Linked DNA regions of Homo sapiens: region 1 is linked to region 2. A link is an interaction called in ENCODE POLR2A ChIA-PET data of the cell type or tissue named here. Cell type or tissue: GM12878. All regions are shown on one strand.

Region 1 (4,000 bases), 54 kb before region 2:
TCTAAATCACCTGGTGCATAAAATGCCAAAATGGCTCCACTAATGACCTTTTATTTCACATCCCCAGCTGTACGACTTGAGAAGTGCCACTCTCTGGTGTCAATTTTAAAAGAAATGTCTCTGTGTTATTAAGGATTACCAATTGGGTCCCCTTTGAAGTTCCTCAAGAGATACCAGGAAAGCTTTCAATAGCTTTTAACTCAAATAAATTTATGAAAATGATTATAACACCTCCATCATTGCCATTTGCCCCAGACATTGCTACCATAGGGACCAAGATGTTGTCAAGGACCTGCTTTTAGACTTTGTTGACATCAATGTCAGATCAATGGCTGAAATAAAAGCATCTTCAAAATACTTCATAAAGCAACTGAATGACATGAGTTGCACAGAACATCCAAGCCTGCTTGGAGTGCCATGTTTGGTCAAGGAGAGGGTGGAAGAGGGAAACTCAAGACCCACTACCTGCTTTCAAAAAGTCTTTCTCCATAAATAATACAGGAGTTTTAAAAAGATAACAGATACCTCAAGCATTCACTGGAAGAATCACATCCACAAATTCTAATTTTGGGTTTGTACTGACCACAAGAGTCTGTGTCCAACACGTGTAAAAGACCTTTTGGCAAATTCATCACTTTATATACAGTTTGATTTTGGATACCTTCTTCATTTTACTTTTCTTTTTTCACATCAAACGGGGAATGTGCCAACATCGTAACAAAGTCTGAGGGAGGCACATCTCACATACGAGCGTGAAAACCCAATCATCACACTTATGAACTATAAAAGGATCCTGGATTTTATTAACGAGCACATTTCTGGGTTTTGCTCTGCCAAGCTTCATGCTTTCATCCTCAGGCTAGTCTCCTCAGAGATAGAAAGCAGCTGTTCACTTCAAGACCTGAGTCTGAGTTCCTTGTAGGAAGAAGAGGTCAGAGAAGGGAAAAGGTAAAGGGGCCAAGGGCGCAGAACTTTCTCCCAGCAAGAAAACATCACTCCGGACTTCTGCTTTCATCTTGTCGGCCAGGGCTGTATCACAGGGCTATTCCTAGGAAGCTGGGTGGCCAGCAGGTCGCCTTTCCACCCTTTATAGAAAAGGTAGGCAATGGCCAGGCGCGGTGTCTCACGCCTGTAATTCCAGCACTTTGGGAGGCTGAGGCAGGCGGATCACTTGAGACCAGCCTGGCCAACATGACAAAATCGCATCTTTATCAAAAATACAAAAATTAGCTGGGCATGGTGGTGCATGTCTGTAATCCCAGCTACCAGGAGGCTGGGGTGGGTGAATCATTTGAGCCCGGGAGGCGGAGATTGCAGTGAGTCAAGATGGCACCACTGCACTCCCGCCTGGACGACAGAGTGAGACCCTGTCAGAAAAAAAAAAAAAAAAAAAACTAGGCAAGTGGAGAGTGACAGATAATGGCTTTGGGACATCAATCATTGGTCTATCAAGGGACCCAGCCAAGAGTTTTCAGTGTTTTCCTTTGCCGGTTAAAGACACTAAAACACTACCAGCAACTCTCACCTATTACCCCTATCATTTCCTAAAAGAAAGGGTATTTGAACACTGCCAAGGCCGGGCACAGATGCCTGTAATCGCAACACTTGGGTAGGCCGAGGCAGGCAGATCTCTTGAAGCCAGGAGTTCAAGACCAGCCTGGCCAACATAGCAAAACCCCATCTCTACTAAAAATACAAAAAAAAAAATTAGCCAGACGTGGTGGTGGGTGCCTGTGGTCCCAGCTACTCAGGAGGCTGAGGTGGGAGGATCACTTGAACCTGGGAGGAGGAGGTTGCAGTGAGCCAAGATTGCACCACTGCATTCCATCCTGGATGACAGGGAGCTTGTCTCAAAAAAAAACAAAATGAAAAAGAAAAAAAAAAACCCCACAAAACCTGCCAAAAGAGGAGGAAAGACAATCTCAGAATAATGATCTGCCCACACACTGCACCATCACTTTCGTTTTGTGCAAAATTCCCCCCATTGCTCTTAGTTTCTGAGACATTTTCAGTGAAACGTCAGTCCTGGGAGTGGTGCTGAGTGATGGTGGCCCTGCATTCGCAGCAAGATGCGTAAACCACAACACTGAAGGGCCTATGGCGTTCGGAGACAAAAACTGGAAAAATAATGTTTTTCGGATTTCTTCATACAAACGACCATGGAAGTAAGTCTTATTACAAACTTACACGAGTTGTCATAAATGGAATGAGAAGTAGAAGGTGGAGGGGAGGGGAAATGTCTTCAGGTAGGATACATGAGGAAATGTCTTCAGGAATAAATACACGAGGAGCAGCTGTCAGCCACAGAAGGCTTTCACAAAGGCAGCAGCAGGTTGGGCAGGTCTTGACAGAAAGCGCAGACAGCTGGCCCTCCCAGGATGGGAACGCTGACTCCACTCAAGGCATCTGGTTCATGCACACTCCGACGCAAACCGTGGTGGGATGGTAGCTTCAAGGGGTCGTGCTGTCATTTCTCTTCAGTGAATAGGTCACGTGGCTAGGGAGTTTGAATCTTTCCCTCCTTTTCCCAAAGAAGATTTTGTACCTCTCACAAACAAACCATCCCATTTAAAGGAAGAACGCAAATTTTGCCTTGGAAGAGCAGACTTGAAATCGGTCATTAAGAGTATGAAAGGTCATTTCTCCATTGAGAACATTCTAGGCATTTCAATTATTGGCAGCAGCCCTTCAAGACTGTTTTTCTGCTAATTTTCCCTCAACCTCTTCAGTTGCATTCTGAATTTTCAAAAGTAGGACCAAGCTAGTTATGAGTGACTGTAAATTTGGAGGACGGAAATACACATGAAAATAACCACTACTGGCCAGGCGCAGTGGCTCACACCTGTAATCCCAGCATTTTGGGAGGCCGAGGTGGGCAGATCACGAGGTCAGGAGATGGAGACCATCCTGGCCAACATGGTGAAATCCCATCTCTACTAAAAATACAAAAATTATCTGGGCCTGGTGGTGCATACCTGTAATCCCAGCTACTCAAGAGGCTGAGGCAGGAGAATCGCTTAAACCAGGGAGTCGGAGGTTGCAGTGAGCCGAGATCGCGCCACTACACTCCAGCCTGGTGATAGAGCAAGACTCCGTCTCAAAAACAAACAAACAAACAAAAACCACTACTTAGAGATCACTGGGTGCGGTGGCTCACACTTGTAATCCCAGCACTTTGGAAGGCCGAGGTGGGCAGACCCCATGAGCCCAGGAATTCAAGACCAGCCTGGGCAACATGGCGAAACCCCATCTCTACTAAAAATATAAAAAATTAGCCAGTAGTGGTGGTGCACTCCTGTAGTCCCAGCTACTCGGGAGGCTGAGGTGGGAGGATTGCTTGAGTCCGGGAGTGGGAGGTTGCAGTGAGCTGAGATCATACCACTGCACTCCAGCCTGGGCGACAGAGACGCCATCTCAAAAAATAAAAAATAAATAAAAAATAAAAAAAGAACAGAGGCCAGTAAACTTTTCCATCAAGGCACAAATAGTAAATATTTCAGGCTCTGTGGGCCACATGGTCACAGCTCTACTGCAGTCCTAGCAAGAAAGGAGCCACAGACAATACATAAAGAAATGGCAGTGGCTGCATTCCAATAAAACGTCATTATGGATACTGACATTTGAATTTCAAGTAATTTTTACACAAGTCACAAAATACTACTTTTCTTTGTGTTTTTTCCAATCATTAAAATATAAAAACTATTCTTACTTCACAGGCCATAAGAAAACAGGCAGTGGTCCCACGGGCTGTAGTTTGCTGATGATCCCTGAACTAGAAAATAAAATAGATAAAGCACTCAGGAACAAATTGAACAAGAAATATGCAAACCTCCATGAGGAAATTTAAACATTTTTGAAGTCACAAAAGTTAACTTGAATAAAAAGGTATACCATGTCTTTGGTTAGAGAGATTCAACATCCTGAAGATGCAAATTCTTCCACAATTAATTTTAAAATGTATTATGAGGCCGGAAATGGTGGCTCACGCATGTAATCCCAG
Region 2 (4,000 bases):
TAGACACACTAGTCCTACTTAAGGCTTTTGCACTGAAAGATTCTTCTACCTTGGCCGGGCGCAGTGGCTCACAAAAGTGCCTGTAATCCCAGCACTTTGGGAGGCCTAGGCGGGCGGATCACGAGGTCAGGAGATCAAACCATCCTGGTCAACATGGTGAAACTCCGTCTCTACCAAAAATACAACAATTAGCTGGGCATGGTGGCGCGCATCTGTAGTCCCAGCTACTCGGGAGGCTGAGGCAGGGGAATTGCTTGAAACCAGGAGGCACAGATTGCACCACTGCACTCGAGCCTGGTGGAAGAGCGAGACTCCATCTCAAAAACAAAAAAAGTCTTCTACCTGGATTTATCTTCTATATATTGCACGGCTGACTCCCTTATTCTTGGGCCTCGATCAAATGTCACCTTCTAAATGAGACTTCCCCTGACCATCTTATTTAAAATTCCAACTACCTGGGCCAGGCATGGTGGCTCACACCTGTAATCCCAGCCTTTGGGAGGCTGAGTAAGACCCCGTCTTTTTTTTTTTTTTTTTTTGAGACGGAGTCTTGCTCTGACACCCAGGCTGGAATATGGTGGTGTGATCTCAGCTCACTGCAACCTCCACCTCCTGGGTTCAAGCTATTCTCCTGCCTCAGCTTCCTGAGTAGCTAGGATGACAGGCGTGTGCCACCACGCCTGGCTAATTTTTGTATTTTTAGTAGAGATGAGGTTTCACCATGTTGGCCAGGCTGGTCTCAAACTCCTGACCTCAGGTGATCCACCTGCCTCAGCCTCCTAAAGTGCTGGAATTAGAGGCGTGACTCACTAGTGCCCAGCCCACCCCGTCTCTTAAAAAAAAAAAAAAAATCCAACTACCTATTCACTCATAAAAAAAAAAAAAAGTTTTTTTTAACATGGGAGTTTGAGGGGAGCGGTGGGGAGGCTTTCTGGTAAAGACCTCCCAGAAAGCCTACTAGACAAATTCTAAAAGAGCTGTAACATTCTCCACTCTTAACCCTCATTTCCCTTACCCTTTTTCTTATTTTTGCATTGCCCTTACTATCCAGTAACATAATATATAATTTATTTATCTACTGTCTGCTCACATATTTATTCACACACACAAACACACACACACACACACACACACACCTCACAAGTACCAAGAATTTATTCATATATATAAAACAAATACAAAGTCTGGCAAATAGTAGGCACTCAATAATTATCTGGTGATTGAATAAATGAATATCCTGAAGCCCACTCTGTGGGAATAATGTCTACAAACCATCTACAGTAGAAAAAACAAATCAGGTAGAAAAAATGCCACCTTCCAAGCAGATCTGGGAATTATGTGTAGAACTGCTTTGGCAATTAATAGGGGAATAGCTGGGAGCGGGGCTCACGCCTGTAATCCCAGCACTTTAGGAGGCCAAGGCTGGCGGATCATGAGGTCAGGAGATTGAGATCACCCTGGCCAACATGGTGAAACCCCGTCTCTACTAAAATGCAAAAAATTAGCCAGGCAATGGTGGCGCACGCCTGTAGTCCCAGCTACTTGGGAGGCTGAGGCAGGGGAAGAGCTTCAACCTGGGAGGTGGAGGTTCAGTGAGCTGAGATCATGCCACTGCACACCAACCTGGTGACAGAGCAAGACTCTGTCTCAAAAACAAAAAAACAGGGGAATAGATTCATATTTGAACTGTAATGCATAATAAAAATAGCAAGCACATACATAATCACAAATGCCAGGTACTGTTCTAAGCACTTTGGACATATTAACTCAATCTTCAGAAGCATATGTATGAGTTGGGTGGTACTACTCTCCGCATTTTATTATCAATAAGACAACTTCGAAACAGGTTAAATAAACTGCCCATAATTGCACAGGTAATAAGTAACAGGGCTGGGATTTCAACCCAGGCTTTATGGCTTCAGAATCCATACTCTAATTACATCATGACATCTAGTTACAGGAACAGTATAGGCCAGGATTGTCCAATGTTTTGGCTTCCCTGGGTCACACTGGAAGAGAAATTGTCTTAGGCTGCACATAAAATACACTAACACTAACACTAATGATAGCTGATGTGCTTTTTTTAAAAAAAAATCGCAAAAATCTCATAATGTTTCAAGAAAGTTTATGAATTTGTGTTGGGTCACATTCAAAGCTGCCCTGGGCTGCATGCAGCCTGCGGGCTGTATAAGCTCGGTATAGGCCAAAAAACATTTAATGCAAATATGCATCCCTAAGCTATTATGTGGTAAGAAAAGATATATAAAGAATTTAGTTGTCCTCAGGGAACTCACTCTAAACAAAAAATAATGGCACGGCAAATTTTATATATGATGATAGAAGTGGGCTGAGTCACATCTAATTCAGGGTCAATGGAGGTTTTCTAGAAGAGATGACCCCTTGCATGTATCTTTTAAAATGAGCACAAAGTCAAGAGCAACACAGAAGAGGGAGAAAAAATGTACACAAAGGAAAAGTAAGGTCTTTGTTCCAGCAAAGGGAACAATATGTACAAAGTCACTGGGACGAGGCAGTACGAATTTACTAGAGAATTGAGTAATTTAGGAGAAAAGAAAAACACAGGGAACAAATAGAAAAATATCAAATTAAATAGAGCTACAATTATTTATTTATGCCTTAAATCTCATAAGAACTTTAACTTGAGCAAGGGAGAAGGTGCAGAAAGATTTTAATCATGGGAATAACATACTTATATTGTAGCATGACTACTACTAATAGCATATATTAGACAAGACTAGAAAGGGCAAGCAAAATCAAGTTAGGAAACCTATAAAAACCCAGGCAAGGTGAGAATGATGAACAGATATTATCTACAGATCCATAACCTAATGTTGTCTGTGAACCCTCATGTTCATTCCCACTAATGCTGCACCATTACAAATTCTCATCTCCTCTAGCTTAAATACCATAATCATCTCCTGAGTGATTTCCCTAATTCCTTTGAATTAGACTCAATTTCTCCAAGGCAAAGCTCTGATTTATCTTTTCTCTGCTCAAAAGCCTTCATTAATTTCTAATGTCTTTCTAAAGCCAAAATTCTATGCATTAGCAAGACCCTTTCTAATCTATCCTAATTCTTCCTCCACAGCTCTGAACTTTACTATTCCTTTGCTCACTGTTCCCTCTGCCCAGACTAAGTTGAAATGCCTCCTTGCACCATGATGCACTGCTAAATATTCCTTGTCAGAAATAAACTTTTTAAGTTACTGCTCCCAAAGCACTTTGTTTATAACTTCCTTAAAGCAACTATTATATTCTTCCCCAGACCATAATCACCAGTTCTACGTCTTTTTTTCCTTATAAAGATGAGGTTCCATGATACTAGGCTAACAGAAGCTACAGTATCAAGAAATATAAGCATTTCAACAATTCAAAGATCTTAGTAAGAACAATAAACGTCTCACAATAATAGAACAAGGGTCAGTGCTAAATTTATCTGGACCCTTAAAGGTCAGAAGGTGATTCCCACTGACACAGTAAGTTGCCATTATAACCTTCACAACAGTTTTAAGATAATAATTTTAACATATTTTACCAATATGATGAATTGCAGGTACTGTATACACATATATGCTGGTTATAGCACATACTAATGAGTCAGCTCCCCAGCTCATGGTTCCCATTTTCTTTAAAAGGTACTGAATACACAAGGATGGGCCTCCAGTAGCCAGCTCTGTTTCTCTCATCACCCCACCTGACCAGGGCCAGGCCAATCAGATTATTTTCCTCCAAAAATGTGAAATATGGAAGACACCAAGACTGGAACTCAGTCCTTTGCTAGAACCTGAAGAACAAGTCTAACAACTTCTGCTGCTGAGGTCCCTGGGCTCCATCCTCATACCCTTTGGCTTGGTAGTGTAGCTCAACCCTTGTTTCTAAGTGTTATTTCAATATCCTTCTAATAAATATTTCTTTCCCTTCTTTTCTAGTTTTCTTTTGGGCTTACGTGAACCACAATCAGTTGTGCTGCTTGGAAGCA

The links. Peaks named below come from ENCODE experiments on the same cell type or tissue, not always from the same donor. Only the 100,000 strongest peaks of a DNase experiment are listed, where the experiment ranks them.
Region 1: POLR2A ChIA-PET joins it to region 2 with 7 read pairs; 2 of 35 experiments call an interaction of 5 or more read pairs at or near these places.

What each region holds. Positions count from the first base shown.
Region 1 is chr3:73,078,779-73,082,778 of GRCh38, reverse strand. LOC124906349 (small nucleolar RNA U13) reads right to left here and starts at 792; the gene lies at 689-792. RefSeq lists an enhancer at 1,866-1,925. In GM12878, no CTCF peak of the experiment used is centred here; a DNase peak (open chromatin) is centred at 1,945.
Region 2 is chr3:73,024,796-73,028,795 of GRCh38, reverse strand. All of the region lies in intron 2 of PPP4R2 (protein phosphatase 4 regulatory subunit 2), which reads right to left. It also overlaps the pseudogene RNU7-19P. Among named protein-coding and RNA genes, the nearest start is that of PPP4R2, 30 kb to the right of the region's middle. RefSeq lists enhancers at 1-20, 21-521. In GM12878, no CTCF peak of the experiment used is centred here; no DNase peak of the experiment used is centred here.